Regions from separate parts of the Homo sapiens genome. Here regions 2, 3 and 4 are each linked to region 1. The links are chromatin contacts, found by Hi-C or POLR2A ChIA-PET in ENCODE. All regions are on one chromosome and are shown on one strand. Each heading gives the region's core, a stretch centred on a gene start or an enhancer-like site at or near the end of the contact. The rest is flanking DNA. Distances are from core to core; before and after follow the strand shown.

Region 1 (3,678 bases), core at 408-2,907:
TAAATCACTTCATTGATGGCAACATGCTGGAGGTAGTTGAGTCACCAACTCAGCACCTGGATCAGCCTGTGTTGGTAGCAGTTTCATCCCCGTGGTTCTGTGAATAGGTGGAAGCATCTGCTTACTCCATCAGGACTTCTAGGGTAGTCGGGCCTTGGCACTCACACATTAAAATACTGTTTATGTTATTTTATTGCAAGTTACTTTTCTTTCATTTCCCCTTTACGTTACAGAAAGGGAAGCATTTTGCTTTCTGTTTAAAGTTGTGTATGTAGGTAGGTTATATCATCTATGACTTTCTCTCCCTCCTTCCCTTTCTTTTTGTTTGAGATGGAGTCTTGCTCTGTCACCCAGGCTGGAGTGCAGTGGTGCGATCTTGGCTCACTGCAACCTCTGCCTCCCGGGTTCAAGCGATTCTGGTGTCTCAGCTGGGATTACAGGCGCACACCATCACACCACGCTAATTTTTCTATTTTTAGTAGAGATGGGGTTTCGCCATGCTGGCCAGGCCAGGCTGGTCTCAAACTCCTGAGCTCAAGTGATCAGTCCGCCTCGGCCTCCCAAAGTTCTGGGATTTCAGGCGTGAGCCTCATCTATGAATCTCAATTTAGGACAGTAAAAGTGTCATTACAAAATATTTATTGTAAAAAAGGGTTGGAGGTTGAGAATCTCAATTCTAGTCAGTCTCTCAGTGTTTGGTTTCTTCCTACCATTTTTCCCCCTAGGACCAGCCAGAAAGCAGCTTTTTTTTTGTCCCCCCCAACAAGGAGCCCACTGTTTCCTCTCCCAGCCCAAACTCAGGCCTACGAACAACAACAGCACAACACACACACACACACACACACACACACACACACACACACACACACACACCCCTCCACTTCAAGGTATAGCCAAGAGCTTCTGGAGCCGTCAAAAAGGTCTGTACCTGCTGTCTTTAGAGCTTCCAGTTTGCCCTTGGTCAAGAAATACTGTTTGCTAGGCTCTGCTGGAGTACATCAGGTAATACTGGCTTCTAAACCACCCTGAGGTTCTTTTCTCTTGTCCTTTTACTCCCTTCGTACTTCAATTTCTCTCCTTGATGTCCCCCTCCCTGTTTTGTTTTTTGCCTCCAATCCGTTCTGCGCGTTCCCTGCAGAGCAGGCGAGTAGCAATGCTGCTGGACCATGGAGCTGCTCTAGTCTCCCAGAAATCTCTTCTACACCCAACCCTTCTTGCGCTTAGGTGGTCCTCAGTCCCCCTCCCCCACCTCCTTCTGACCCAGGCTTCTTTCTCGCCCTCCGGTCGCAGTTCTCCTGGGCATCTGCCTCTGCCTCTCTCCTCTCACCCGGATCTAGGGCTGCCTTCTCTTTGTGCAGCCGTCTTTCTCCACCTTCATCCCAGACTCCCTGTCTCAGCGCCAGCTCCTCTGCCTTTGGCTCGGGTTCCCTCTCCCCCACCCCAGCTTCCAGTTGTTTGGCCCGCAGGTCCCTCGGCAGTGACCGGCGCCCCCCGACGAGTGCGTGTGCACCAGGGCACCTCCCTCTCCCCCACCTCTCAGCCCCGCGCCTCTCCACCGCCCGCCCCACCGCGCTGTGGGCGGTCCAGGGCGGGGCTGGGATCCGGGGCGGCTCCCGGGGCTCGGGTTGTGGGAGGCGCCCTCTCCCCGGTCTTCCCCTCTCTTCCCCCCGCCCTGCCTTCCCTTGCACCCTCCTTCTTCCCTCCGCCCGGGAGCTCTCCCTGGTCCCCGGCGCCGCCTCCTTCCCTCCCGGCTCCCCGCTCCCCGCTCCCGTGGCTGCCGCCGCCCCGGGGAAGAAGAGACAGGGGTGGGGTTTGGGGGAAGCGAGAGAGGAGGGGAGAGACCCTGGCCAGGCTGGAGCCTGGATTCGAGGGGAGGAGGGACGGGAGGAGGAGAAAGGTGGAGGAGAAGGGAGGGGGGAGCGGGGAGGAGCGGCCGGGCCTGGGGCCTTGAGGCCCGGGGAGAGCCGGGGAGCCGGGCCCGCGCGCCGAGGTAAGAGCCAGGGCCCCGGGTTAGCAGGGCTCGGAGAGGGGGCGCGCGGCGTGGTGGGGGAGGGGGCAGTGGGCGCAGGGCCCAGCTGGGGGAAGCGGGGCTGGGGGAGAGGAGGAACCGCGGGGATGGAATCGGGGAGCGCTGAGGCGGCCGATGCCGGGAGCGTGGGTAAGCCAGGCTTCTGCGAGCCGCGGGGGCCGGGGGAGAGGAGGTGGTGAGAGGTGGAGTCCCGGGAGGGTTGGGGGCCGAGGGAGGCAGGAGGAGGGTGGGGACAGGCTTTCTCTCCTCCTCTCCCCCCACCCCGCGCGGGGCTCCGCCCCCGCCTCCTCCGCGGGGCGCTCTCTTGGTCCCCAGGCTGAGCCCGGTCGGAGCCTGCGAGGCAACCGGCAAGAGGTCGAGTAGTCTCCGGGTGCGGGCCGCGCCGGCGGGGCTCGGTCCAGTCCTCATGGCCGCCTCTCACTTAGATGTTGCTGCTGCTGCTACTGGCGCCACTCTTCCTCCGCCCCCCGGGCGCGGGCGGGGCGCAGACCCCCAACGCCACCTCAGAAGGTGCATCCTTCTTCGACGACCTCCGGCCCTCCTTCGCTCCACTTCCCTTTCCCTGCATCTCCTCATTTCTGGTCCTCATCACTATCCCATCAGTCCCACATATCATCCCGGTCTGGCAACCCCTTCTGCTCGGCCCGACTTTACTACTGCTGACCTCCTTCTGTCACCCCACGTTACTATCCAGCACCTCTTTTCTCTGCCCACATTGCTACACTATACCACCTTCCTGTGCATTTTCTCCGCCTCAATCCCCTTTCCCAGCCCCACATTACTACCTCAATTACTCCCTTTTCTTGGTCCCACTTTGCTGTCCAGATGATCTTATTAGCCTCCCTTTATCCTCCTATCCTAATTCAACTCGAATATCCTCATTTAGCCTTTTTTTTTAAAGAAAAGCTCCACCCACATATCATACCCTTCATGATTTCTTAATTACTTTTCTTTCTTACCTCCACCCAGCACCCTTCCCTCCCCACTTGTGGGTTCTCTCATCAGCTTTAACCCTGGCCCTTTACTCTCTGTCCTTTAGCCAGGGGATCTGTACCTGTCCCCACTCCCACCCTCTAGTGCCCCATCCCTCTTCCTCTGTCCCCAGCCTGCCCACAGACCACGCCCTACTCTCCCCTTCCTCCCACTGGGGAGCCTGCCTTTTCCTCTTTCCCACCATTCCTCTCTGTATGCCTCCCCGACTCACCCCTTAGGTTGCCAGATCATACACCCGCCCTGGGAAGGGGGCATCAGGTACCGGGGCCTGACTCGGGACCAGGTGAAGGCTATCAACTTCCTGCCAGTGGACTATGAGATTGAGTATGTGTGCCGGGGGGAGCGCGAGGTGGTGGGGCCCAAGGTCCGCAAGTGCCTGGCCAACGGCTCCTGGACAGATATGGACACACCCAGCCGCTGTGGTGAGTAGCCTCGGAAGCCCCTCCCCTCTTCAAGACTATTCCTTTTCCTGCCGCAAACTTAGCATTACTGCTTGCAAGTCAGCACTTTAAATCCAGTATACCAAAATTCACAAATACATTTATTGAATGACTACTACATAAGAGCAATTTTGCTCTGTGCGGTTGGAGGTAGTAGAGCTAGCAGCCTGCACAGTTCATTTCATCCTCCCTTCATTAGGCCACTGATCATTGGCC
Region 2 (3,678 bases), core at 733-3,232, 1.6 Mb after region 1:
TAACTAGCCAGAGCCCATCCCTTTATTTCGGCCCATCCCTTTATTTCCCGTAAGGAATACTTTCAGTAAATCTTATCACTGGCTTGCTGTCAATAAATAAGTGGGTAAATCTCTGTTCAAGGCTCTCAGCTCTGAAGGCTGTGAGACCCCTCATTTCCCACTCCACACTCTATATTTCTGTGTGTGTCTTTAATTCCTCTAGCGCCACTGGGTTAGGGTCTCCATGACCGAGCTTGTCTTGGCAGACAAGATTCATGAAAAGGGTAGTTGAAGATATGTAACAGTATTAATTCTCCAAGAGTATGAAATAAATATCACTAGGTTCAGACTGAACCTTGGAAAACAAACAATTTGAGTATAAGTAAGAACAAAATTTATCAATGATAAAGAAAAAAAAGGGGGGTTAGTTCCATGGTATATTAACCAGAGAGTCTCAATCCCTTATATTTTACTGGGCCATTTCTTTGATATTTCTGGTTATGTTTCCTAGATGCGCTAACCAAGTAGTGTCCTAATGCTTAATGAGCATGATCTCATTTACCATAGTAAGATGGGTGTAAAGTAGGCCCATATAATCCGAATGAAATTTCAATTATGCTGAGCAGCTGGTTCTATGACATGTTATCTCAGCTGACAGTACTATCTCCAGGTGTTTTATCACTTCTCATCTATTTAAAACCGAGTCCCCCTAAAGCTGGTAGCTTTAAACTAATAAATATTGATTGAGCATCTAGTGCCTTATAATATTGTGTTAGGAGGACTTACAAAAATGGGTAAGCAGATGTGTGAAGAAACGCTAGGAGAACAGAGAGGAACGAGTAATTAATTATGATGAGAAAGTTGGAGGTTAAAGAGCAGGGCTCCTGATGGATGAACATGTCTTGGTGGGCATGTTGCGGGAGGGGAAGACGGGTGAGAGTTTTGTTGGTGGAGAGGGAGACAGTCAGGGGAAATCCGGTAGAGACCACAAAGCAGAACAGAGACTTCAAGGGGCATGCTGGTAAAGGCTCCCATAGTACCTTGTGTTTCTCAAGGGCAGGGGGTCAGTGTTGGTTTAACTGCATCCTCGGCACACAGGAAATACTATTTACCGTGTCAATAAATTTCAGGACAAGCGGGGTTGTCCCCAAGTGTCCTACAAAACGGCGGTTACTCTTCCCAAGGGAAGCAGGGGATTGGGGATGGTCCTCGCAGCAGTTTCTTTTCGCAGACAATGGCAGATCTGAGACATGTGGCACCCCTCCCCGTTCCACCTGGCTGGAATGGGCAACTCCTCTTACCAGTGACCCCAAATTCAGGATCAGTAGGACAGCCCCCACCCCACGCCACCAAGCCCTCAGCGCTCCACTATGACGTCACGCGCGGCGGCGGTAACTATGGAGACCGCCAAACCCTCACTAAATGCGTAAGCGCGCCTGCGTTCCCAACGCCGAAGCTGGTTCTACCTTTCTCCGGGATTCCTCTGAGGGCCAAGGTCTGGTCACCCAGAGGCTGCTAATTTCAAAGGCAATATGAGAGGGACTGGATGTTTGGAGGGGGACACGGGGCTGGACATCTGGATCCCCAAACCCGGACTCACCTCTCGGACAGGGCTGATTCCGATCGGACACTTCCGGTGGAAGGACTGAGCGGCGCTACACTTCAAGAATTCCGTCCACAGGGACTTGTGAGTCTGCGCAGAAGGCGGGATGCCTTTGGACTACAATTCCAAGAATCCTTCCTGGGTCTCTTCGGGCGCAGACTTTTCGCCAAAGTCCTGAAGATCTCAGGGCTTGAAGGAGGGGGCATCTTTTTTCTCCATTGTAGTAGTGTGTCTTGCTAAATAACAGAAGGGACTCCTGAAAAGAAAATGACGTTGGCCGGGCGCGGTGGCTCACGCCTGCAGTCCCAGCACTTTGGGAGGCCGAGACGGGCGGATCACGAGGTCAGGAGATCGAGACTATCCTGGTTTACGCGGTGACACCCTGTGTCTACTAAAAATACAAAAAAAAAAAAAAAAAAAAAAATTGCCGGGCGTGGTGGCACGCGCCTGTAGTTCCAGGTGCTCGGGAGGCTGAGGCAGGAGAATCGCTTGAACCCGGGAGGCGGAGCTTGCAGTGAGCCGAGACCGCGCCACTGCACTCCAGCTTGGGTGACAGAGTGAGACTCAGTCTCAGAAAAAGAAGAAGAAGAAAAAGATACACACTCGAGCACACATTTTCTCAGCAAAGCAATTTACTTCTATAGAAGGGTGCGTCTCACGGATGGAGCAATGGCGAGAGCACACCTGAACAAGGGAGGGGAAGGGGTTCTTATCCCTGACGCAGGTAGTCCCTAGTGCTGTGTCGTTCCCCTACTGGCTAGGGTTGGACCGCACAGTCTAAGTTAATTCCGATTGGCTATTTTAAAGAGAGCAGGGGTATGAGCCGGAGTGGTAGGGTGAGCAGTTTCAGTGGGAAGGACGGTTACGGAACAGGTGACTAAAGGTGACTCAGGTCAGAGCAGGTGACCAGGGGTGACTCAGGACGGAGCAGGTCACCAGGGGAACAGATGTGAACTACTGATTAGAACTGGTGGAAAAGGTTGTTTACTGAAACTAGAGGCAAGGAGACGAGGAAAATGAGGAAGTTAAAGTTTAAAATGGAGAACAAAGAATTGAACATACTGACATACTGATTCTTTGAAGAGAAATTTAGAACTCACTGTATTTAACAAGGAGTTCAAGGCCAGCCTGGCCAACATGGTGAAACCCCGTCTGTACTAAAAATATAAAAATTAGCTGGGTGTGGTGGTGGGCGCCTGTAGTCCCAGCTACTTGGGAGGCTAAGACAGAAGAATCGCTTGAACCCAGGAGGTGAAGGTTGCAGTGAGCTGAGATCACGCCACTGCACTCCAGCCTGGGCGACAGAGCAAGGATCCATCTCAAAAAAAAAAAAAAAAGTTTATTCGGGAATAGGAAATTGCAATAAGAATAGACGTGCCAGAGTAAACTATGTTTCTATTCAGGGAGGTAAAGGAAGACAAAGGTTTTTAAAGGAAGAATGGGGAGGATTATTTAATTGTTTTGAAATCATTATTCTTGACTACAAAGATCGGTAACGAGGATGACACCAGTCTGAGGTTAGACAAACAGTTGCTGGGCGGATGTCCTTGCAGAGGTATTTTTGGTGTAAGATGGGTTTTGCAGTCATATGTGATAGTTTTCTTATGAGGCATACAAGCCTGAGAAGTGTCTCTTCATAGCCCTCCCTGGCTCTATCTGTCAGATTATTGCTTTTGTTTTTATTTTTTAACACTAGTGGGCCGGGCGTGTTGGCTCACTTTTCTAATTCCCCGCTTTGGGAGGCAAAGGCAGGAGGATTAATTGAACTCAGGAGTTCGAGACCAGCCTGGGCAACATAGTTGGGACCTCGTCTCTACAAAAATTAAAAAAAAAAAAAATTAGTCGGGGGTTGTGGAATGCACTTGTACTCCCAGCTACTCGGGAGGCTGAGGTGGGAGGATCGCCTGAGCCCAGGAGGTGGTGGCTGCAATAGTGAGCTGTGATTGCACCACTGCATTCTAGCCTGAGTGACTCCTGCCTCTATTTAAATCTCAGGTGGTGAAATTGAAGCCCACGCAGCAGGGTTGCAACTGAAACTTCATCTCCTCTGCAAAACCTTCCTGCATTCCCAGACAACTTTTCTTCTGAGGCCTTGT
Region 3 (3,678 bases), core at 531-3,030, 1.4 Mb after region 1:
CAAGCTGGTCTCGAATTCCTGACCTCAAGTGATCCACCGTCCTCAGCCTCCCGAAGTGCTGGGATTACAGGCATGAGCCACCGTGCCTGGCTGGGTATGAGGCTGAATTAGTGGTGAGTTCATTTCTATAATGTGATTAAATATATCAAACACAATATATAATAAATAATTTGATAAACTGTTTTGGGAGGAGCTCCATCTACCCAGCTATTTGAGCCAGAAAACTGACCATTCCTTCCTCCTTTCATATCTCATGTATCTGATCAATCAAGTTCTATTGATTCTATTGCTTAAATATCTCTCAAATCAATCCACTTCTCATCCCCTTTGCCATTGTCTTCTCCTACCTAGACCACTGTGACAAACAGACTGGTCTGAGACACCAATCTATTTTCCACACGCAAACAGTGATCATTCTAAGGAGGATATGAAATATTATTATGTCCCTGCTATGCCTGTTACATATAATGGCTGATTATTACCCTTAGGATCAAGTTCAAAACATTTAATATGGTTTACATTGTTTTTTGATCTAATAAAGTACTTTATTTCATCAAATTTGCAATACTCCTTCTTGCTCCTTGGCCCTTCCACAGCTTATTCCTTCTGCTTGGACCACCCTCCAACCCTCCAATTTTCTTCTTGTTAATGCCCACTCACACTTCATGTCTCAGCATAATAAAACAATGAGCCAGGACAACTATACTACATGTTTCACATATATTAATTATTTAACCCTCACACAACCCTATAAAGAAGACACTATTCCTAATTTCTTCGTGCAGAGAAGGAAATTGAGACGGGGAGAGTTGAAGAACTTACACGAGGTACCAAAGCTAAACCTCAGATCTTTTCTCCAGTATCTCTTGCACCCACAGGCCCAAAACCTTGGATTTATATTTGCCTTCTTACTGTCACACCCTACATCTGACCCAGTAGCAAATATTATTGTCTCTATTTTCAAAGCAGATCATAATCTGATCACTGGCTCAAGATATCCTTATCTCCCACCTGAATTACTTGGAATTTTAAAAAATTACTCTTAACTTTTAAGTTTTCTTGATTCCATTCTTGCCCACTTACAATCTATTATCATCATGAGTCTCCAAGTAAAGAAGCTTTAAAACATAAGTCAGATCATGTTTTCTTCTGCTCAAAATCCTCCAAAAACACACACCAAAAAAAGACAAAATTCCTTACACGATACAGTTCTCATTTCCTCTACACTCTTCCTCTCCATACCCCAATCTCTCTGACATCATTCCCTACAAAGGTCGCCTTTGTTCACTGCTCCAACCGCTCTGGTCTCCCCGTTATTCCTCAAATATGCCAAGCAAGCTCCTGCTTTAAGACCTTTGCACTTGCTATTCCCTCTACCTAGAAAGTTCCTGACCGCAAAAGCCACTTAGGTCTTTCCACCCACCTCCTTCAGATTTCTGCTCAAATATTACCTTCTCGGTGGCGCCTACCTTTAATATCTACTTAAAATTGCGCTGAATGGATGAAAAATATGCAGCAGAAGGTTGTACTCTGTTTACCAGATCCACAGCTTCATCACTCTCATAGGCCCCAGGGCCGACACCTCCGCTACGGACCCCGCCCCCTCGGTCGAGGGAAGATTCTCTGCACCCGCCGGGAAGCAGCTGCTCCCTAGGCCCCTAGGCCGCAGTTCCGCCCCAGCCCGGGGCCCAGCTCCAGGGTCCGCTCACCTGGTCAAGGGGCCTCAGAGGACCCAAACGCTCTGAAACAGCGTCTTAGCTCATCGCCGAGTGTCAGCTCTAGCTCTTCGGAGCGCTTTCTTCTCCGCTCTAGGAACGCTGGAGGACCTTGGCTCGATGGTGCTGCCGCTTAGGCATCGCAGAAGGAGACTAACATGGGTGCTGCCTGCTGAGGACGGCTGGGAGGGTCATTTCGTTGTGAGCTAAGATTGTTGGGGTTTTTTTTTTGTTTCTGTTTTTGTTTTTGTTTTCTCATTTTAAAGTGGATGTTTATTTTATTCATGTAAAAACAGGCCAGCTCCGTTGAGTGTTATCACAAACAGCCAACATTTTCACTTTGCTCACATAAATAAAACACACATACTTCGCCATTTTTCGCAATTTAGAAATTCATCAAACACAATGGCAAAAATAATTGTCAAAGTATTTCGAAAATTAAACTAAACAATGGACATACGTTTGGATTGAAAGGTTTAAGGTAAGAAGAAATTAGGGCTATTACTGTGAGAGAAAATAAATCAACAACACTTTGCAATCAATGTAAGTTTCAGGGGGAATAAAAGCAACAGATATCACTTTATCAAAATAAATTCTACAACAGAGAACAGAAATAGTCTCTCTTGCCCACAGTATCACAAACTGGGTTTTTATAGTTTTTGAATAAGATAAACTCTTTGAATGCTTATACATTGCTAGTGGGAATGTAAATTAGTTCTGCCACTGTGGAAAGCAATTTGGAAATTTCTTAAGGAACTTAAAACAGAGCTCTCATTTGACCCAGCAATTCCATTATTGGGTATATACCCAGAGGAATATACTGTTCTACCATAAAGACCATGCATGTGTATGTTCATCACAGCACTTTTCACAATAGCAGAAACATGGAATCAACCTAGATGCCCATCAGTGGTGGACTGGAAAAAGAAAATGTGGTACATAACACCATGGAATATCATGCAGCTAAAAGAATGAGATCATGTCCTTTGCAGCAACATGGATGCAGCTGGAGGCCATTTATCCTAAGCCAATTAACACAGGAACAGAAAACCAAATACTGCATGTTCTTACTTATAAGTGGGTGCTAAACATTCAGTAAACATGAACACAAATGGGAACAACAGACACAAGGACTTCTTGAGGGTGGAGGGTGAGAGGAAGGTGAAGATTGAAAAGTTACCTATAAGGTACTATGCTACCACTTTGGTGACAAAATCATTTGTACACCAAACCCCAGCAGTATGCACTTTATTCATGTAACATACCTGCACATGTACCCACTGAACCTAAAACAAAAGTTGGAAGAAAGAAAAAAAAACCTTTAAAAAATCTGAACAAACTTTTGTGTTTAACTGATCAGTTGACAGAAGCTTTGAAATATCATTAAATATACAAAACATTGTACTGACGTGTAATTTATTCAGTGTTTCAAGCATTGAAATTATCATAACAGAAAAAAAACAACCAGTTTCATTATCACAAGCAGTTATCTTTTCTTCTTAAGTGTCTGAATGTATCTTTGAAAGCATATTTTTAAAGTAAAAATTAAATATGTTTACTTTAAAACTTTTCATAAGGCCAACAAATCTAGTCAATATGTGTTACTAATTAGAAGTCAATATTCTTTCTTGAGAGGAAAACTCATATATCTTATTTTTTAATATCTAGAAAAGGACCTTTTCAAAAATTATATAAGGGATAAACATAAAGAAAATTTAATTTAAATAGAAAGTAAATACTATATCCTATTTACTCCCCCTCTAAAATTCCCTACTATGACTAGTTTCTTAAATCTGTCACTTTTATTGTCAAGGCTGAGATTATTGCCATTGCACTGGATATCCCATGAAAATCAAAACCTTTAAAGTAGCTAGACAAAGAAGAGTTTTTTTAAATTTTCAAGGTGTGCATTTTTCATTTAAACAGTCTGTTTGTACCTTTTGGGAGGGGTAGGGGTAGATAA
Region 4 (3,678 bases), core at 403-2,902, 1.3 Mb after region 1:
CGTGAGCTATTACACCTGACTTAAGTCTCCATTTTCATATCTATGTTTGTACTTGTAATTTTGTATTCCTTTTCTCAAATAAGGTCTCTTGAATTGTATAAGCTGGGTCTCTTTCTGTCTGTATTCCTTGTTACATTATAAACCCCATGAGGATGAGGACCTTGTGTCCTTCATTATTATTATATCCAGCAAGCCCTTGGCACAAAGATCGCATTCAATGGGAATCTATATAATTAATGAATGAGTTGTAAAAAATCAATTCAACCTCTTAACATGTATTATCTGTCTTCTCTATTTCTATTGCTACTGCCTTGATTCAGGCCCTCACTCTCTCTACCCTGGATTCTTGTAGTAGTCTCCTAGCTGGTCTCCCTGCCTGTAGTCTCATTTCCTTACAGTCCATCCCCACATGGCTGCCAAGATAACATTTCTAGATGTAAATTTGATCAGACTGCTCAAATTCCTTGGTTAGGGATCCAAAAAAAGTAAGAGCTGGTGCCCCTGCCACATATACCACTCTCCAGTCATGCTGATCAGCCCAGTTCTTTGGATGTACCAAAGGATTTCACCCCAGTTCTGCTTTTGTACATTTGATTCCCTCTCCCAGAAATTTATTTCCTTTGCTCCTTTTCCAGTGTACACTGGCAGATTCCTGCTGAGTCTTGTTTTGCCCCATTAGTTTTCCTCTCTCTTCCACGCCACGAATTCAAACTAATACATACATTTATTTCCTACATACGTACTTAGCATGTTCCAGAGGCTATTCTCATCGATTTACAAGCACTTATTTTATTTTACTTCATTTCACATGCACGTCTGTTTTACGCAGTTACTTGTTTACACGCTCTTCTTCTAGACTTTGGGATTCCAGAAGACAGAGGTTTGAGTGTAAAACACAAAATAACAAAACCACAACAAAAACAACTCTGTATTCTCGTCCCCACCATTACCATCTCTCCTTTGTGATGTCAAAGAGACCAGAGGAAGTGGACAGACTCGGGGAAGAATAGGTAAGTATTAGAGACAGAAAAAGTATGAAGTCCCTTCTGTGAGGACTAACAATAGTGATGCCATTTTACAACCTTGATGACTGTGTTCTCAAGAAACAAAGCAAATGTCAACCCCGTCCATAGCTTCAACAGAGCATAACAGCTCTAACCGCAACAGAGCCTAACGGCCCTAACCACATCTGTCCCCAGTTGGAAAGTGTCCAAACAGTTCCAACTAGCCAGCACTTCCCCAACCCCTCCCCAACAGAAACTTTATTATAAAAGCCTCAGCTTGTAAGCGATCAGGATCTCAGCCAGATTCCTAACTGGAACTCTTCGCAGGCTTTTCCTGTAAATAAACCTGTTTGGCCGTGGAATTGCCTCCTGTTACTCGCTCTCTACGTTTATATCTTCCTAACACCTTCCGGCTCTAATGTTTTGGGTCTCGATGACCATCTAACTCCTAAATGCTGGGGGCCGCTCCCCATAGAAATGCCTCGCCGGATTTCTCCGCCTCGCACCCAGTGGGACTGGGATTTTTGGCCCCGGGGTTTGCAATAAGGGAGTCACCAAGCAGCAGCCACCTCTGGAATTCCTAGAAAGGAAAGAGTTGCCTGGCTTCAGCCAGTGGGCTCAGAACGGCTGACGCATTTCCGGCCTTTGCGGTTGATCGGTCATTGGGGTGCTGCAGCCCCGCCACCTGTTCCGTAGCTTGCCGGTGCCCCGAAGGTGAGTCTTGGCCCCTTGTCGCGACCCGCCAGGTTCCCAGAAGATTTCAGGTCTGTGCCTTGGAGTAGGCGGGGAGGGAACGTCTGCGCAGGCGTGACCCCCGCCCCTACACATTCACTGGCCTGAAGCCCCCGTGGAGTAGGTGGAGGTCCCGCCCCTTATCCTGAAGATTAAACAGCCTTTCTTTGTCTGAGATAACGCCCGGAGTTCTTTGTCCTGCCTCCAAGACGATAAAGGAGCGCAGACACAAAGGTGAGGTTAGAGCGAAAGTTTAATAAGCGAAAGGAAAAAGCTCTCTGCCAGCAGAGAAGGGGTCCCGACCGGGAGTACCCATTATGGGGCCCGTTCTGGGGTTTTTATGGACTGGAAAGGAGAGGGAATGCGCTTAGTCTGCGGGCTGTCCTGGCGAACGCTTGACTCAGCTTGGTCCGGGACCAATCAGGAGCTGAAATGATGATTCATAGCTGCTGCTTAGCTTGGCCCAGGACCTATCAGAAGCCGAAGTGAAAGTTTGGCCCCGGACCAATCAGGGGCTGAGGTGATGATTCACAGAAGCTGGGCTTATAGTCCTAATAAAGGAAAGTAGAGCGCCTGCCGGAACCTACCAGAACCCACCGTGTCCATACCCACAAAAGGAGAAGAAACTTTTCCTGGGAACCTGCTGACTATACAAAGGACAAAGGCATTATGTGTCAGGCCTTGTTCCCTTATCTGAGTGAGCTGGAGGTTCTGTGCAAGTTTTTATCCAAATGGGCCCGAGGTTTTTCTATCTATGCAGCCGTGGGCATATCTCTAGGCACAACACCCTGTGCTAGTTCCCTTATCGGTGCCTGCAACCTGATTTTTTCCCCAGGCTTAGTTTTATGTTATGTGGGGATAAGACACTAAATCATGGGCGGGGGCAGGCTCTCCAGGGACCCTTCCCTTGCTATCCACCTAAGGCAAGCTAGGTAGCCCTTTCACAGGGTGGTGGGAGAGACCCCTAGAGAGGTCGGAGCTTTGCGGCGAAACCGAGGTCCAGAGGTAGAGAAGGGTCTCTCCCTGTCAAAAGCCTTATTTCCTATATACACGTAATTTTTATTTAATAAGTCAACATTATGCAATGTTTGTCGCATATGTTTTCTTTAAATATTGTAAAAACCACCAACCTCATAACTTGTCACCTCTAGTTTCTAATGCATCTCTAAAAATTGGGGACATTTCCCTACATAACCACAAGATTATTAGCACACCCAACTAAGTGTAGGCGCTTCACCTAACACCTAGTTCATGTTTAAATCCTTCCACCCCCTGTTGTCCCACAGATGTCTTTTATACCTGTTTGTACCAACTAGGATCCAATCATAGACCACTCACTGCATGTAGTTGAGTCTTAACCTAGGGCAATTTTACTCTTTGCCTCCCTTCCTCCCATCCCATTGCCTTGTTTAAAAGGAGGCTCTTCCAGTCTTCCTGTAGTGCATCCCCATTTCTGGATTTGACTGTTTCCTCATGGTATTTAAGGTCTTCTTCTGTTTTCTTGTCATCGTAATTGGTATCCTTTGGGATTTATTTTACAACACACATGATTTGTGATTTACATGATCTCTTTGTTGCTGTTGTTAATTATGCTGACGTGAATGAAAACATTCTCATGAATGAAAACATTCTCTTTTATGCTCTTTCTGCCATGTTTTTATTTCGGTGAAGGACAGTGGGGACACATCAAATTCTGCATTGTTTCACTCTTTGCTGTCTGACACCTCGTAAACACTTAGTAAATATATGTGAAATGAATTCCTTTGTGGATTACAGGCAATGCATAAAAACTTAATCTTGTATTTAGGATGAGCTCTTCCACTTCCTCCAGGGGTATACCTTGTATACATTTTTTAAATTATGGCTTTTATTTTATTGTATTGTAACTATATCCTCATGAGCTATAAACACCTCTATATTCCAAGCTCTTAGCTCAGCTCCA

The links. Hi-C counts contacts between places; a loop is a spot of excess contacts on that map. ChIA-PET counts read pairs that join two places held with the same protein, here RNA polymerase II (POLR2A). Pooled maps may share reads with other maps.
Region 2: a pooled map shows a loop between it and region 1 (12-fold over the local background). The contact joins the promoter of ZNF165 here to the promoter of GABBR1 in region 1. A Hi-C loop is called at or near these places in 5 of 50 pooled maps. POLR2A ChIA-PET finds 5 or more read pairs at or near these places in 4 of 52 experiments (A549, A673, B cell and 1 more).
Region 3: a pooled map shows a loop between it and region 1 (5-fold over the local background). The contact joins the promoter of ZSCAN26 here to the promoter of GABBR1 in region 1. A Hi-C loop is called at or near these places in 3 of 50 pooled maps. POLR2A ChIA-PET finds 5 or more read pairs at or near these places in 2 of 52 experiments (activated B cell and activated CD4-positive, alpha-beta T cell).
Region 4: a pooled map shows a loop between it and region 1 (5-fold over the local background). The contact joins the promoter of ZSCAN31 here to the promoter of GABBR1 in region 1. A Hi-C loop is called at or near these places in 2 of 168 maps with a recorded cell type or tissue (endothelial cell of umbilical vein and vagina) and 8 of 50 pooled maps. POLR2A ChIA-PET finds 5 or more read pairs at or near these places in 1 of 52 experiments (K562).

The regions. Positions count from the first base shown.
Region 1 is chr6:29,631,162-29,634,839 of GRCh38, reverse strand. It overlaps GABBR1 (gamma-aminobutyric acid type B receptor subunit 1), which reads left to right and starts at 1,657. Exons shown (of 23, transcript NM_001470.4): 1 at 1,657-1,990; 2 at 2,455-2,539; 3 at 3,241-3,444. The coding sequence starts at 2,455. RefSeq lists an enhancer at 3,347-3,678.
Region 2 is chr6:28,078,872-28,082,549 of GRCh38, reverse strand. ZNF165 (zinc finger protein 165) reads right to left here and starts at 1,982. Exons shown (of 4, transcript NM_001376491.1): 1 at 1,580-1,982. RefSeq lists enhancers at 1,537-1,656, 2,457-2,526.
Region 3 is chr6:28,265,245-28,268,922 of GRCh38, reverse strand. It overlaps ZSCAN26 (zinc finger and SCAN domain containing 26), which reads right to left and starts at 1,780. Exons shown (of 4, transcript NM_001023560.4): 1 at 1,710-1,780. RefSeq lists enhancers at 1,174-1,738, 1,883-1,942.
Region 4 is chr6:28,334,122-28,337,799 of GRCh38, reverse strand. ZSCAN31 (zinc finger and SCAN domain containing 31) reads left to right here and starts at 1,652. Exons shown (of 4, transcript NM_030899.5): 1 at 1,652-1,718. RefSeq lists an enhancer at 1,987-2,106.